Regions from separate parts of the Homo sapiens genome. Here region 1 is linked to region 2. The links are chromatin loops, found by intact Hi-C in ENCODE. Cell type or tissue: tibial artery. All regions are shown on one strand.

Region 1 (8,000 bases), 150 kb before region 2:
CAGGATCATGTGTGTAGTAATAGTGAATTCCTCAGCAGAAAAGTGATGTATACTGAGCACCTGAGCAGAATGGGTGGGCTCCTGGAATCAAAAGATCTTGAGGGCTCGCGTCCCCTTCCCTCGTTTTATACATGAGGAACCTGAGGCCTAGAGCAGGCGGAATGCGTGCATCACGCAGTGGTCTCCTGTTCCTGCTAGGAGATTGTACTGCCCCCTCCCCATAGTTGTCACCGCTTACCGCCAACCCCCGGGGCAGCCCAGGGGAGAGAAGGGAATCATAACTAAAGCAAGAGAAGGCATTTCCCTTTTTGCCCTCCCCACACATACTGTTTAATGGGAGGTATAAAATGGACTCAGGTGAGTATAGACATGGGGTCTGAGCATAATAACGTACATGCGCGGAGAGAAGGAGGGTTCAGAAGAGGCCAGAACTCATGAGAGGGCAGCTTTCTTGCCTTTGATTAAAACTTTGAATGGTCCACTGATGTTTACAAGAGCAAGTCTGCTTGAGTTACCACCTCTTTTGATCTGGAGGCTCTTTGGTGTCATTGGGCTTACTTCCTCTCAAGGAAGCAGGTTGCCCGATAGTCAGCTGATAACTTAGGGTGGTGTCATTTACATTCTCTACTTGCCTTGGTGCAATCAGGGAAGCACATAGGTGAGCAGGCTGGCACTAGGTGGCATTCAAGTGAACGAGTCTCCACAGGCTTCCCCACCGGGTCATCCATGGAGCCAGCTCATCTTGGCCTCCTGGTCAGCATTCCCTCATCCCAAGTTGGGTCCTTGGCAGGTAGTTCCCTTTGGGCAAACTTGGTTGGTTATGGTGTAAAAGTTCTGAAAGCATGATGACTGTACATTTTAGATTACCTGGACAATTCTGATTGAAAACATTATGTTCCACTGTCAGATGATGTGTTCCAGTCTGCAATTTGGAAAACATGGCCACCTCTCTAAAATGCTTGCACTAAGTGGAGATGTCTTTGGAATGATATCTCCAACTCTCCTGCTTCTTAATTGAAGTGATAGAAACTAATAATACTCAAACATTGAGATCCCTTTGAGACAGTCAGATTTGGCTCTATGGTATGTAATTGCCAGAAAAATCTCTTCAGGGGATGTTGAAATCCAGTGATGTCATCAGTGGATATGAAGGATGAGGTTTCTAACCAAAATGATTATGTTCTTCCTGTAAATCATTTCAGAAAATGTAGGTAGAAATCTAAATGAAATTGCCTTTGGAAGCCTTTTTTCCATATCCTTTGACTTCTCGATTGTTTAGTTTTTAGACAGAAAATGAATGTGCTCAATTTCAAAACCAAAATGAAAATTGCTGTGTTTTTTGGATGTCAGAAAATTGTGTTCTTTGTTGGTACTGACTTTAATTCAGAAGCATGAATTTGTCCGTCGCTTCTCCACCTACAAGGTATCATTTAGAATTGTGCTGTTTTCTAACTACAAATCAAATTAGTTTCCCCTAGGAGAATGGGATTATAAGAACTTGATTTGCAGAACTACCACTGAGGCAATATTCTGGGATATTTATTATTTGTGGGTCTGTTTGAGGTTCTATATTGTACCTTTTTAATCAAAAGATACTGATACTTTCTCTAAAAATGAAAAGAATGCATTTAGTATAACTTGAAAGTCTCTCATAAATAGTATGTTTGTTTTGTTCTCTTCCAGGCATTGGTCTCAGTATGGAACATATATAGCAAATAAATAAAATGAGACCATTTGCAACAGGCCCCTGTTTCCTTCAGAGCTGCTTTTTTTGGGCTCAAGAGGGACTCCTAACAAGAAAAACTTAGAATGAAATCTTCAAAAGCAGGCTTGTTTCCGTAAGAGATGACTCACTTTGTAGGAAGTGGCCTGTCTTATATATTCTTATTTGTCTTTGACATTTAACAGCAAGGAGTTTTAAAGTGAGTAAGTACTGATGGGTGGCTAAAAGTAAATGCCTTGGACTCACACACAAAGAAAATGCATTTTGTCTCATTAGTGAGAGGGAAGGTGTGTGTGTGGCCTTTCTGAATGTCAGGGGGAAGATCAACGTCAGCCTGCCGGGACAAGTGACCCCGGAACCTCATGTACCACTTTCACAGGAAAGACTGGGGGGGCCTTTCTCTGCTCCTACAGACAGATGGATCTGCAGACTTCTGTTAATTAGCAGAGGGAAAAAGGCAGGCGAAATCTAACTTTGTTGATTCTGAACTTCCTATTAGGGAAAAGAGGAAAATGAGCTAGCTGTTGAGTCTCAGACATGTGATATATTTGGAGGAATCTGTAGAGAAATTAAATTTTAGAAGTAATGGAAACAAGTTGCTGTAAAGAGCATTTGATTTCTGGATAGATGAGATTAATAAGTTTGAATGTGCCTGATGTATTTCTGTGCTAAGCATAGAAAATTGACGGTGTTCTCTTGAGTCCTCTGTGTTAATATCTTTTAAAGTAAAAATCTGCTTTCTTCTTGTTTTCTCTTATATATCTGTGTTGTGCTTCCTTAAACAAGATTGAACTCATCTTTGTGTTCTGTTCCAGTGAAGATGTCATATAGGGATTTGAATGTTGCTTGGTGATAGAGGAAAAGTAAGATATATCTCTGTAGGACTCATGGAACTTGATGACACAATTGGGTGTTGGGAAATGCAGGGCTGGGAATTTTCTCCCACTCTTTAATGTAGAGCAGAAGCAGGATTCACGAGTGAGGTGCAGCAGGGCCTCACTTGATGGATGATTCGGCTGCTCTAGAGCGCAGCTGCGTCTTCTATGAGGCTGGCTATGAACCCGAGGCCAGGGAAAACTTTGTATCGGCTGCCAAGGCTTCCTCCAGATGCCTGTCGACAGGTACAGGTGCCCTCTAGGTTCACACTTCCAGGACTTCAGTGTTTGGATCATCCCGTATATCATGTTCTGCGGTGCCCAGGGGATTTTGAATAAATAACCCAAGATGACAGGCCTCTGCTCATTCCTACCCTTGTCTCCATTCCCTTCGCAAATTGGTAGGGGCAGGAGGGCCTAGGTGGACTCCCCGCCATGCAGCACTAGGTTCTCTCTCCATCTGCTTCTCTATTCCATGTTTTTTCAGGCCAACCGGGACGCTGTGCTGAGCAGGATACCTGAACACAAGAGTGACCGCCTCATCAGTCTGCAGAGTGCATCTGTGGTCTATGACTTACTCACCATTGCTCTTGGAAGAAGAGGCCAGTATGAGATGCTGTCAGAGGTACAGCTGCTGAGTCTGGTTGACATCCAGGTGGTGGGTGGCAGTTGCACGGTGACCCCAGGGAAGCGCTGTGAGACCTGGTCCTGGGCCCCCCTCTATTAGTGGCAGCCATGTGATCTTGGGCCAGTCACTTAACTTTGGTTTTCTCCCCTGTAGAATGGGCCTTGGGCTAAATGATTAGGTGGTGGAATTGATCTAGTCTTTTACCATGAGAGTTCCATAACCCACCAGGCTGTGAGTTTGTGTGTGAGGGAAGGCAAACATTTCTCAAGCAGTTTCTCTTTCCACCAACTGAAAATCTCCCATCTGTGATATTAATTTCCTCATAGAACAGGTTTCCTTTAAAGTATCAATGTGTACAGTGAAATCGCCAGTGGCCTGACAATTTCAGGCACAGTGTGTTATGTTAGCTGGTATAGACCGTTTCATATAAAGGAGACAGTCTTCTTTCAGAGTCTTTTGCTTGTTCAGAAGGGACCCTCGTGGATTTCAGATCTTGTGCAAGGTACTGTCATCTTCTCACTCCCTCAGTTTCTAAGAAACGCTTAGGATGGAGGCTTGCCTCTTTCACAGTTTCAGGAGAAGCTGGTTCATCCTGGGCTATGGTTATGCATTATTAGGTTCCTGCCCAAAATATCAAATTCTACCATGGTAAGGCTAAATAAATAACAAGAAGATCACTTTATCTTTTCTTTAGCAAAATAGAGAAAAAAAAATCCCTATTTTTTAAAAGGAACTTTTCCATGTTATTTATCTTTCTCTTTCTAAATTTATACCCATTGCAACAGCCTCTGGGCACGAGGACAGGGAATGAAATACAGTAACAGATTGGCTGAAATCAGATAAGTGCCCGACTCACCCTCTAGCCTGCCAGTGCATCGCCACATTAGGCAGGAACCTTGGGGAAACAGATGAGCCTGTGTGGCTTGAATCTTTTTTTAGTCCATGGTTTGGTGACTCTACAGGGCAGTGGTTACTCAGCCTCACAATCTGGCCTGACAAAGCAGTGTGTGCAGATGCCCCCACCACATGCGGCTCAGCCCCGGGACTCAGTCCAGGCTTAGGATTGGCCTAGGTTGCTCATCACTAAATGGATCGAACCTCTCCCGGTACCTTGATTTCCTGGACCCCCCTTCTCCCCACCACCTAAGTTCCTGTCAGCTGTGTCCACCACAAAGCCTGTCACTGGGGACCATGCCACCCAGCTCACAGTTGAATTCCTTTAAGGTGAATTCGTTCCTCCAGACAAAACACATTATCACCTCTCTAGGTTCAAGGATGACAGTGGTACGCACACATCTACTTCCATCCTATTGGGTAGCAATGTTGCCTTTCCCCAGCTCGAAATCTCCTAGGTCCAAAACAAGAGTGAGGAGCTTGAGGTGTCTGGCCCTGTTGACTGGCTGGGTGGTCTCTGCCCCTGGGCTTCCCATTGTTCTGTGAACGTTCTAGGGGGTGGTCATCACCCTGGTGGTTTCCTCTGCAAGCTGTGGCTCCGGGGCCTGTGCCTGCTCCTGGCACAGAATACTAGGACCTTGTTTTCACCCAGATGACTTCTGTCTTGATATCATATGTAGCTCCCACCTCGTGGTGGTCACCTGCCTCCCAAATGACTGGGTAGTGTAGTTGCGGGAACCTTTGCAAGTCAGAACTTCACTCCCCTAGTCACATTGCAAAAGGTGGTGCAGTGCCAAAGGTTGCCTCGGGGAAGCTGGAATAGGAGGGTAGAAGAAAGGCAAATTTGTTACTGTATCTCCCCCAGAGCCTTTTGAATTTTATACCATATCTGTGTTTTATCTTCTAAAAATCTCAACCAACTGATGAAATATATGAAATGGAAGATGTTTATTTCTTCAACACATGTATGTACTATCACCTCTTCTGTGCCAGGGGCTCTGATTAAGGCCAGGGATACAGCCAGGAGCAAGGTGTGGCCCCTGCTCACAAGCTGCCCCCAGCCTGGAGCTGCCAGGTGTGACAAGCAGCTGTGGCCCATGTGCTGACGGGGGCGGGCCCAGCACAAGCTCTGCATGCCTTATCTAGGGGTTGGATACTTGGCTTCAGCCTTGCCTGTGCCTACCACTTAGGCAATTGGAGCGAGCATTCACCAACTGTGTTGTCTCAGATCATCCGACTAAAACGGTCGATGTTGTAGGAGAAAGATGAAAGCTCACAGCATCTCAAGGCTGCCTGGCCCATGGTTGGATAGCTCAGTTACTGAAGATAGGGGTTAGGTCCACCCTTTGCTGAGTGTGGGCCCTCTCTCCCTCCCTCTGTCCGAGGCCACATCCTACTCTGGGTGTCCCACTTGTCTTACTTCCTCATTTACTGGGGTTTTTCTGAATCCACTTTTTTTTCCTCCTCATCTGCCTTTCCATTTTCTCAGGACTTTAATTTAAAAGAGTAACTGGATTTTTTTTTTAATTGAAGTACAATTCACGTAACAAACCTAACCATTTTAAAGTGTAGAATTCAGTGGCATTTAGTACGTTCATACCACTGTGCAACCATCACCTCAAATTGCAAAACCTTTTCCTCACCCTATAAGAAACCCTATACCCATTAAGCAGCCACTCTCCATTCCTCACTCCCACCAAGTTCCTGTCAACTATTAATCTGCTTTTTTTTTCTATGGATACTGATTTGGGGTATTTCATATAAATATAAATAGCCAATATTTGGGCTTTGGTGTCTGGCTTCTTTCACATAGCATAATGTTTTCAAGGTTATCCACATTATAACATGGATCAATATTTCTTTTTATGGCTGAATAGTATTCCGTTGTACAGATCTACCACAATTTGTTTTTCCATTCATTAGCTGATGGAAATGTGGGTTGTTTCTACCTTTTGGCTACTATGAACAGTGTTGTTGTGAGGATAACTGGATTTTAAACTTCCTATATTACCTTTCTCTGAGCTCCATAAATGTTAGTAATTATCATTTTTATCATTTGTCTTAGAGATATGTTATATTTCCCTGTCTTCATTTCCTCCACTGTCAGCAGGGCGATCTTTCTGAGACACAGGAATAGACATGCCATCCTTCTGTTCAGAAATATTCGACAGACCCGCGCTCCTTCTTTTTTCTCTTTTTGTTTTGTTTTCCTTTCCGCCCATAATGAAATTGACTTCACTGTTTATCTTTTCGCCATATGCAATAGTCCTGCATGCTCCTTGGAGAATCAAACAATACATGCAAAATATGGAAAAGGAAAGAAAAGTGCCTTAGAATCCAGCTCTCCTGAGATAGTTGACTAATTGACATTTTAGAGGCAATCTTTACATCTGTCTTTATGAATAAATTGTGCATTATGTAAGTTTTGTTGAATGGGACAGTATCTTGCACATTTTATTGTGGATATTCCCTATCTCTCTTCTCTCCTCCACTGGCACCTCACCCATCTCTGCCTCCTCAACCCCAAACTCAGGTCATCAACATAGTGTGTCACAGGCTCTAGAGTCAGAGAGCTTTGGTTTGAGCTCTGGGTCTGCTATGTACCAGTCGTGTGAGCCTAGGCACATCATTAACCTCCTATGCATCAGTTTCTTTTCCTGTTAAATAGGGGTAATAATTGTGTGCATGTATATCTCAGACAGTTGGGAGATGCATATTCATTAATCCATGTAAAGTACTCAGAACAGAGCCCAGCACTTAGAGCTCGTTAAGAGGCAACTGTATGCTGCTGCAGTTACTACCACTGTATATACAGGAGTTACTAGGCACAGGGGAAGCAACAAAGGATACAAAAAGATCTTTTGCCTTCAAGAAATTTCCATTCTAGTTAGGGAGACCACATAGAAACAAACAAAAAGATAATCAAATTAGAGAATACATAATAGTGCAAAGCATGTTAATTGGCAGGTGAATGGAATAGGCCAATTGCAGCAGAGTTTATAGGTTGGGAGTGCCAGTAAGAGATTATGAACAATGGATATATGAATTGGCTCTTCAAGGCCTGATAGGCATTAAGTGGTCTAGGAGGAGAGAGACCCTCTTCATCCTTAAGCTTGCGGAGCTGTGAAGGCACTGGACCCAAGGGAACAGGAACCCAGGGCTTGCTCTCATGGAGAAGTGGGAGGAGAGGAGCTTGGAAAGAAAGTGTGGGGCCTGATTGTCAGCACCACAACCTGTTGGCAGACTTTACATGTGCCCCTTGAAGATGCGATCTAGACATATCACCGTGTGGCTCGTGTGTGAGTAAGTCCTCTTTGCCTCAGAAACCTTGCTAGATCTTCTTTTACATGGGTGGAAGCTTTTGTGGACAGAAGAGTTCATAAAACCATCAGTCAATTGTGAGAGAGAGAAGAGGTCTTAACTCCTTCTCACCCTGTCCTTGTGCTTTCCTTCCTTCTCTTGTCCCCAACCAGCATTAACACTTACACGTCAGGGCACAGCATGTCTTCCTGCTTCTTGGCTCCTCTCCTTGGCTGACCTGGGCCCACGGGCACCACAGAGGGTGGGGGCGCCTCTGCTGCCACTGCCAGCACATGTTCCTCTCTCTCCTGTCCTTGGCACCCTTGTGCAGTGGGTGTGTTGTGCAGCGTTGTGCAGACCCAGCCTTTTAATAACTGTGCTCACAGGGGTAAGTGGGAGCAGAGCCTCTCTTTCTCAAGGAAGCTGGCCTTTCTCTTATGCTTATTCAAGATGGAAGGCTGCTCTCCCATCTCAAGACCGGCCGCCTCTGTGTGCACCACATCATCGTGCCTTTCTTTCCTTATGGACTTTTCAGCCAGATGCTGGCCAAAGAGCATTGTACAAAGGAGACACAGACCAA
Region 2 (8,000 bases):
ACACCGTCGGAAACAGGTAACAAAGTGGGAGGTCAAGGCTGCAGTGATTATGCCACTGCACCCCAGCCTGGGAGACACAGCAAGACCCTGCCTCAAAAGAATGACAAAAATAAAATAAGTTGCTCTACCACTTTGCGTGGTCACCTGCAGAGTGTGAAAGTGTCCACTCACAATGTGGCCCTGGTTCTTAACTGACCATTTGGAGGGTTGTCTGTAGCCACTGAAACCCAGACTCCAGCTTCCTCCAGGCTCTCTGTCCGGCTGGACAGAAGGAGGAGCTGGTGCTGCTGTTTAGCCAGCCAGGGGATTGGAGGCTCACAGCAGGGGAGCGTGGGGCTGTCACCCATTCCTGTTTCCATGGTTTGTATGGGTAACCGGGAGGCAGCAGGCGACCCCATGGCTATGTCATCCACAGAGAGAAACCTTATCACATACGGAAGCTCTTATTCATACAACATATGCCAACCTTGTCAACCAATAAATGCCTATGGAGCCTTTACTCTGGATCAAGACATCCTTCCAAGTGATCCACCCGCCTCAGCCTCCCAAAGTGCTGGGATTACAGGCGTGAGCCGCCACACCTGGCTCGCCATTTTCCTTTAGCTTGTGATGTGATCATAAAGTGAGTCACATCTGCCAGGCGCAGTGGCTCACGCCTGAAATCCCAGCACTTTGGGAGGCTGAGGTGGGTGGATCATGAGGTCAGGAGATCAAGACCATCCTGGCTAACACGGTGAAAGCCCATCTCTACCAAAACTACAAAAAATTAGCTGGGCATGGTGGCAGACACCTGTAGTCCCAGCTACTCGGGAGGCTGAGGCAGGAGAATGGCATGAACCCGGGAAGCAGAGCTTGCAGTGAGCCGAGATGGCGCCATTGCACTCCCACCTGGGCGACAGAGTGAGACTCCATCTCAAAAAAAAAAAAAAAAAGTGAGTCACATCTCCCTCTGGATCTCAGTTTCCTTGTCTGTAAAAATGGTAAAGAAGGTTTTGACTAAGTGATCCCTGAGCCTTTGTAACTGCGAATTTGCTAAGTTTAGAGATTATTAGGACTTCTACCAGAGGGACAGTAACAGGGGTGGGGTTAAGTGAAACATCAATGTGAAGTGCCTGGCGTAGAAGATCCTCAGAGTCAAGTGAAGCTTGGGGAGCTTCATCACTGGAGTGTGGGCTGGACTTGGTGACTTGCATTCAGAGAGAAGGATGTGGAAATAGGAAAAATAGTAACATTACCACAGAGAAACCTGGCAGGACATCACCTTCACCAGTCAATGAAGGTCAGCATTCCCAGTGATGAGTCGTGTGAATACCAGGTACCCCCAGATATGATGGGGTGAGCAGGGCACCTCATCTCTGTGGTCTTCTTCCCCCAAACCCATAACTCCAGTGTAATCATGAGAAAACATCAGACAAACCCAAACCGATGAACTTTCTACAAAATACCTGACCAATACCCCTCAAAACTACCAAGAGCATGAAAAAGAAAAGTCTAAGAAACTGACGAAAACCAGAGAAGCCCATGAAGACATAGCTAAATATTAGGTGGTACGGGGTCCTGGATGAAAGGCACCGTATTAGTACGTCCTCATGCAGCTAATAAAGACATACCCGAGACTAGGTAATTTATAAAGAAAACGAGTTTAATTGACTCACAGTTCAGCATGGCTGGAGAGGCCTCAGGAAACTTACAATCATGGAGGAAGGGGAGGCAAACATGTCCTTCTTCACATGGCAGCAGGAAGGAGAAGTGCCGTGCAAAAGGAGGGGGAAAAACCCTTATAAAACCATCAGAGCTCATGAGAACTCACTATCATGAGAACAGCATGAGGGTAGCCACCCCCATGATTCAATTACCTTGCACCGGGTCCCTCCCATGACATGTGGGGATTATGGGAACTACAATTCAAGACGAGATTTGGGTGGGGACACAGCCAAACCATATCAGGCACATTCGTATTATAAGCTGCTGACATCTAAATAAAGTCTGGAGTTTGGTTACTAGTAATTTATCAATGTCAGTTCCATTGTTGGCACAAATGTGCCAGGTAACATAAAGGTTATATTAGGGGAAATTGAGTGAAGGGTAAATGGGAATTCCCTGTGTTATCTCTGAAACTTTTCAGTGAATCTAAAATTATCCCAAACTTAATAGTTTATTTTTTTTTAAAGTAAGGTCTAGGCCAACAAGCACATGAAGAAATGTTCAACATCATTACTCACTAGGGAAATGCAAGTCAAAACTCCAAGAGATACCACCTTACACCCACTAGGATGTCTATAATCAAAAAGACAGACAATAACAAATGTTTGTGAGGACGTGGGGAAATTGGAACCCTCATACGTTGTTGGAGGGAATGTAAAATGGTACAGCCACTTTGGAAAACAGTTTGGCAGTTTCTTAAAAAGTTAGACATAGAATTATCCAGGAATTCCTCTCTTAGTATGTACCCCAGAGAAAAGGAAATATATGTACAAATATAAAATACAAAGACTTCTTTTTTTTTTTTATTTTTTTTATTTTTTTTTATTTTTTAACCAATCGCAACTCTGTACGTTGGTATTATTCTAAGGGAGCAAAGCTTTGCCCCAACCCCCACCCCCATGTCCTGGTACTCTTCCACTCTGAGAGCTTTAGAACCGGGGTTCCAAAGTCTCTGCTTAGCCTAACAGTGACGTGCTTGTCACAAAGCCAGAGGCCGGTGTACTCGGGTTAGAGAGGGCCTTTGTCGTTGGGTTTTATTCTTATTGTATTATTCGGGCTCCACCGACCCAAATATTAGTCAACTGGGTTGGGCGAGGTAGGACGGATGAAGCCCACCGTCTAACAATCTGGACATCTATAGGAGCAGATCCGCCGCTCGAAACAGCTGACCCAGCGACGACTGCGGAACCACTAGCAGCGTCTGCACAGATCGACCCCGCCATCCCGCCGTCCCGTTCGGTGACCGGAGACGCAGCCGGGAACGCGACTGATCAGGCTACCGAGCCGGGCCGCAGGGCGAAAGCGGTGCGGTCCGAGGCCTCAGAAAGGGACACGCAGCAGCGGCAGTGGCGCTGACTCAGCCCGGCCTCCCTGCAGTCCCCTCAAATACAAAGACTTCTCCGCAAATGTTTATAGCAGCTTTATTTGTAATAGCCAAAAACTGATCACAATCCAAATGTCCACCAACAGATCAAAGGAGAAGCGAATTGTGATCTGTCCATATGAGGGGCTTGGTGCCTGCAGCAACATGGGTGAATCTCCAGGTAGTGGTGACGAGTTGAAGGAGCCAGTCAAAAAAGAACGTGCTGTGTGATTCCATTTATAGAAAACTCTAGAAAATGTGGACTAATCTAGAGTGAGGGAAAGCAGACCCGTGATTGCGCCTGGGGCAAGGAGACTTGGGGGTGGAGGGGGGGCCAGAGGGAGGGGTTTCAAAGATGATAAAGACATTTTGAGGGTGATGGATATGATCCCTCTCTTAATAGTGGCGATGGCTTCATGGATAGATACAAATGTCAAGACATATTGAACTGTATACTTTAAATGCTTGCGCTTTACTACGTGCCAATCACATCTTCATAAGGCTGTTTTTTGTTTTTTTGTTTGTTTTTTTTTTTTAAAAAAAAAGGCCTCGTAATGGAGATGAGTACAGCCTGGCCTCAGTCTCCCCACCTGCAATGTGGGGGATCCCCGTGTGCCTTGCACCACCTGAGAGCTCCAGGCTTAGGAGGAGACCGAGGTGAGCCCTGTTTCTAGCCAGAAACCCCAAGGCCCTAACCCCCAGGGCTGGGCAGCTGCAGGGCCCAGGCTACTGCCCCTCCGGGGATGGACGGTGCGAGGCCACTCCAGGGGCATGACCTGTTTTGGGCAGGCGGTGGCTGTGGGGAGAAGAGTGGGGAGGTCCCTTTCTTTTTTCTTCCTGAATAAAAAAATGCATGATGCTACATGTGCCTTGGGATTTTTCAACACAATTATCTAAAAATAGTGTGGGCCACCACAGCCTGATTCCTTTTTAGGAAGGATTTTGGGAGCCCAGCCTGTCCTGGCGGCCAGCTCAGGAAGTGGAGGCTTGTCTGGGTGGGGCCGGGGCTGCAGCGACCCTTCCCTAGCTCCGGCCAAGCCCACCCCATCTCCCACTTCGCTGAGAGCCGGGCTGCCAGGAGTGCATGGTGGGGCGGCCAGTGGCTTCCTGGCGGGGCCCACAGCCCCAGTGAATTTCAGCCCTGCTGCTAGGGCACTGCATGACTTCTCTGTGCCTCAGTTTCCCCAACGGGGAAGTGGAAGTCATTGATCACAGTCAACAAGGCCCAGCAGAGACAGGAAAGACACTACTGAGGGAGGGTTGATGGGTGCCTGCTTCTCAGTTGAGCCTCTGTCCTTGCAAAATCAGGCAAACCGTCCGGGTGTCCTGGACAACTCTGACACCTTCCTGCCCCACCTAGGCCTTGGGACCAGCAGGGTGAGACCCAAGGCCTGGACTCCCAAGGCCAACAGTGGCCAGCTCAGGTTGGTTCCACTGCTCACACTCTGCTGACACATCCTTTCCCTATGGGGAGCTAAAGGTCAGACCCTGCACGTGGCCTCCTTTGTTTCCAGGGAGCATGGTGGGTTCTGGAGGCCCAGCACAGCCCCCTGTCCATCCACAAGCAAAGGCCTCGGCCCACTGCTGCGGTGGCCCCAAAACACCGCGTGGCCTGTGGCTGAGGCCTGGACCACCATGCCTGTGGGCAGGGGTCAGGACACATGTTCTGATCACCTGCCGTGCGGTTGGTGCTCTTCCAAACCTGAGGGCCCAGTTCTTATGTCTGTGGCCCAAGAAAGAAAAATCCAGCTACTCAAATAATTTTGAAATGACTCAGAACCTTGCATTTCTCTCTCTCTCTCTTTTTTTTTTTTTTTTGACACAGTGTCTCACTCTGTCGCCCAGGCTGGAGTGCAGTGGCACAATCTTGGCTCACTGCAACCTCCACCTCCCGGGTTCAAATGATTCTCCTGCCTCAGCCTACTGGTAGCTGGGATTACAGGTGTGCACCACCATGCTTGGCTAATTTCTGGGTTTTTTTTTAGTAGAGATGGGCTTTCACCACGTTGGTCAGGCCGGTCTGGAACTCCTGACCTCGTGATCCACCCGCCTCAGCCTCCCAAAGTGCTGGGATTACAGGCGTGAGTCACCGCGCCCAAAAACTTTGAGGGAGCTTTAAGCCCCCAGCCCCGGGCATCCCGCCCTTCTCTGATCAGTGAGGCCATTGGTGACCAGCTCTGCGGAACCCAGGGCCAGTGGCATCCAGACTGCAGGTTCATGTGTGTACACACAGACACGCACGGTGCACACACCCAGGTGCTACACCTCCCTGGGAGCAGGGAGGGATGGAGGGGCTGGGCAGCCTCCTGCGATGCTGTCAGGCCTGCCTCCCTTGGGCTGCTGTTGCCCTGGCAACCACCACAGGCTCAGGGCTGGAAGCCAAAGGACCAGCTCCCCCCTCCCACGCTGTGGTGCCCATGCGGGGCGTGGTCTCTCTTTGAGTGCTCCGGCCAGAGCTGTTTTCACAGAAAGGTAGGGGGAGGGCAGAGGGTGGCGTGGAGCGCTGCTGTGACTGCAAAAAGGGACAGGATTGGGTGGGGGCCAAAGAAGGCACTCCCCCCAGGCACATCCAGCTCCCTAGAGAGATCTCAGGGGACAGGTGATGGGGTAGGCGCTCAGAGTACACACTCCAGAGGCCAGGGAAGGACTGCAGCCAGGAGAAAGGGGAGGCGCCCAGGCCGCGGCACGAGGAGGAGTCTCCCCTGTCGTCACCACCACGCCAGGCCAGGACCAGTGCCTGAAGGAAGCCACTCCTGACCGCAGCCCCCGCGGCTTCTCCTCCCACTACTCCTGGCTGGTTTTCCTGACCAGAGCCTCCCCTCGTGCTGTCCGCTCTTCTGCTCCTTTCAAATCCTCACAGATGCCCCTACATGTCCTTCCACTCAGGCAGAGGGGCTTGAAACCCAGAGCTGGCGCTCTTCCTACAGCAAGAGCGGGGGTGAAGAGTTTGCCCTTGACTTGCGTGGCCCATAGTGATGCACTGTTGTGAGCGCCTGAGTGTGTCCGCCCAGCCGAAGGCCCCTCCCCGCCTCTGTTTCTCCCACAGGGGTCTCAGCCCGAGCGCCCTGTGCTAGCGCAATTGCTGAGCCCACCTCACTCAGCACAGTGCCACGTTCAGCAGGCACCCACTGTGCACCAGGCACACCGCACAAGGAGCCCAGCAGGCGGTGTTCTGGACATTCTTCCCCCTCCCGGCCCAGGCCTTCAGGGAGCGAGCAGAGAATGGAGGACTAGGTCAGCTTCTCCTGGCCCCACTGGAGGCCACAGCCACGGGTGCTGGAGTCACGCACCCTGGGTTTCAAGTCCGGCTCCACTGTGTATCTGCTGCGTGACTTTCAGTCTGTCACTTGCCCTCTCTGTGCCCCACCTTACTCATCTGTAAATGAGGGGTAATAAAGGCACCTACCTCATTGATTAGTTTGTTGTAAAAATCAAATCTGATCATGTCTTGAAAGCCTCAAGTACAAGGTTCCTGGTGCAGTGAGCATCGGCTATTTGGTTTAGAGGGGCGCGAGGCAGGGAGAAGCAGGACCTGTGCCTTCTTGCCCGTGTTCGTCTTACACGGGTCACATGCCCATGGGAGTTCCCACTCTGGGCCTCAGTTTCCCCAGCTGGGGGCTGAGAAGGTGAGGCTCACCAATGACGATGTCTCTGGCTGTCCTGTCTCCTACAGGCCAGGACTGCAGGGGATGCAGGCAGAGCCAAGGGCATCCAGTTGTTGTGTGACGTTGGACAGGTCACCCTCCCGGGGCCTCTGCTCGGTCTCCTGTCCTGTAAGAGGCTCCAGCTGGTGCTGTTCCCTCCCAAACACCTTTGTGAGCTGTGGAAAACATCAGAGACCTCAGGAGGTCCTTCTAGCTGGGGCCCGCTGCATGCCAGGTCTCCATGGCACCCAACCCTGCAAGGTCACGGCTCTCAAGAGGCTGGGCACTTGCTCCAGGTCTCAGCAAGAACAAAGCTGGTCGCTGCATCTCGGTCTGTTGGGCCCCAAGACCTTTGCTATAACCGTCTCCTCCTGCCTCAGCCCCTGGCCCCCACCCTACCTCCCAGAAAGTTCTCCCCCAAGTTCCTGGGTGAGAGCCAGTGGCCCTGGCGTGTGACAGCTTTTGGCTTTCTCCCATCAGAAGAGCAATTTTTTCCTCTCCTTGGCTGTACTTTCTTTTAATGACTTTTTGGCTCAAGGCCCAAGCTGGATCAAAGACTCCCTGGGGGAGGACAGTAGGAGAGGACAGCAGGTTTGCTGTGAGAAAATCGTGGAGGTGAAGCTTGTGTCTTAGGGTCTGGAGGGGACAGATGGGCCCAGGAGGTGGGGCTGCCTCAGGCTCCAAATGGGGAAGGGGTGTGGAACCTCTCTGTCTCTCACCACAGATGCAGAAGAGGAGGTAAGGACAAGGAGCACAGGGTGGAGAAAGGAGCCCGTTAGGGTGAAGTGAGAACAGGAGGCTCCCAGTGTGTTAGCTGGGACTGGACAACCTCTGGGCCCAAGCTTGAGGTCCCAGTGGACCCCTGTCTTCAGAGAAGCCTGAAAGATCTGCTCAGACAAGGAAGGAGGTGAGGGTGGGGCAAGGAGCCTGGGACTGTCTCTAGGAGATTCTGACTCCCTTCACCTTCCTTCTCTCTCACTCAGCACCATCCCCTCCCCACCTGCCAGGCTGGACCCAACTGGGGAAGCCTGGGAAGTACCCCTTGACTTGGTGGGTCCTGGTGTCAAGGGAAAAGATAACCCTCCTGAGAGTAGCTGCCCTGTAGCTGGGCCTCCAAGGTGCCAGGAGGGGAAAGGGCCAGGGCCTGGAAAACACAGCTGCTGATGGCAGCCTGGAGCTAGCCCCGCAGGGCGGGGGGCCACGCAAGTGGTAAACAGGAGGGAGGTGGCTCACCCCTTGGGAGCTGCTGCGGATGTTGTTTTGGAAAAGGGATCAGGAGTCAGCCACTG

The links. A loop is a pair of places that touch in the nucleus more often than their neighbours do. Peaks named below come from ENCODE experiments on the same cell type or tissue, not always from the same donor. Only the 100,000 strongest peaks of a DNase experiment are listed, where the experiment ranks them.
Region 1: a loop joins it to region 2, with 2.0 times the contacts of the local background. A loop is called at or near these places in 2 of 110 quality-filtered maps.

The regions. Positions count from the first base shown.
Region 1 is chr14:90,671,746-90,679,745 of GRCh38, reverse strand. It overlaps TTC7B (tetratricopeptide repeat domain 7B), which reads left to right. Exons shown (of 20, transcript NM_001010854.2): 9 at 3,086-3,223. Among named protein-coding and RNA genes, the nearest start is that of TTC7B-AS2, 22 kb to the left of the region's middle. In tibial artery, no CTCF peak of the experiment used is centred here; a DNase peak (open chromatin) is centred at 4,265; H3K27ac peaks cover 6,753 bases.
Region 2 is chr14:90,520,493-90,528,492 of GRCh38, reverse strand. TTC7B (tetratricopeptide repeat domain 7B) reads left to right here. Exons shown (of 20, transcript NM_001010854.2): 20 at 1-3,929. Among named protein-coding and RNA genes, the nearest start is that of LINC00642, 69 kb to the right of the region's middle. RefSeq lists an enhancer at 4,914-5,775. In tibial artery, a CTCF peak has its summit at 4,082; DNase peaks (open chromatin) are centred at 5,767 and 7,452; H3K4me3 peaks cover 526 bases; H3K27ac peaks cover 5,551 bases.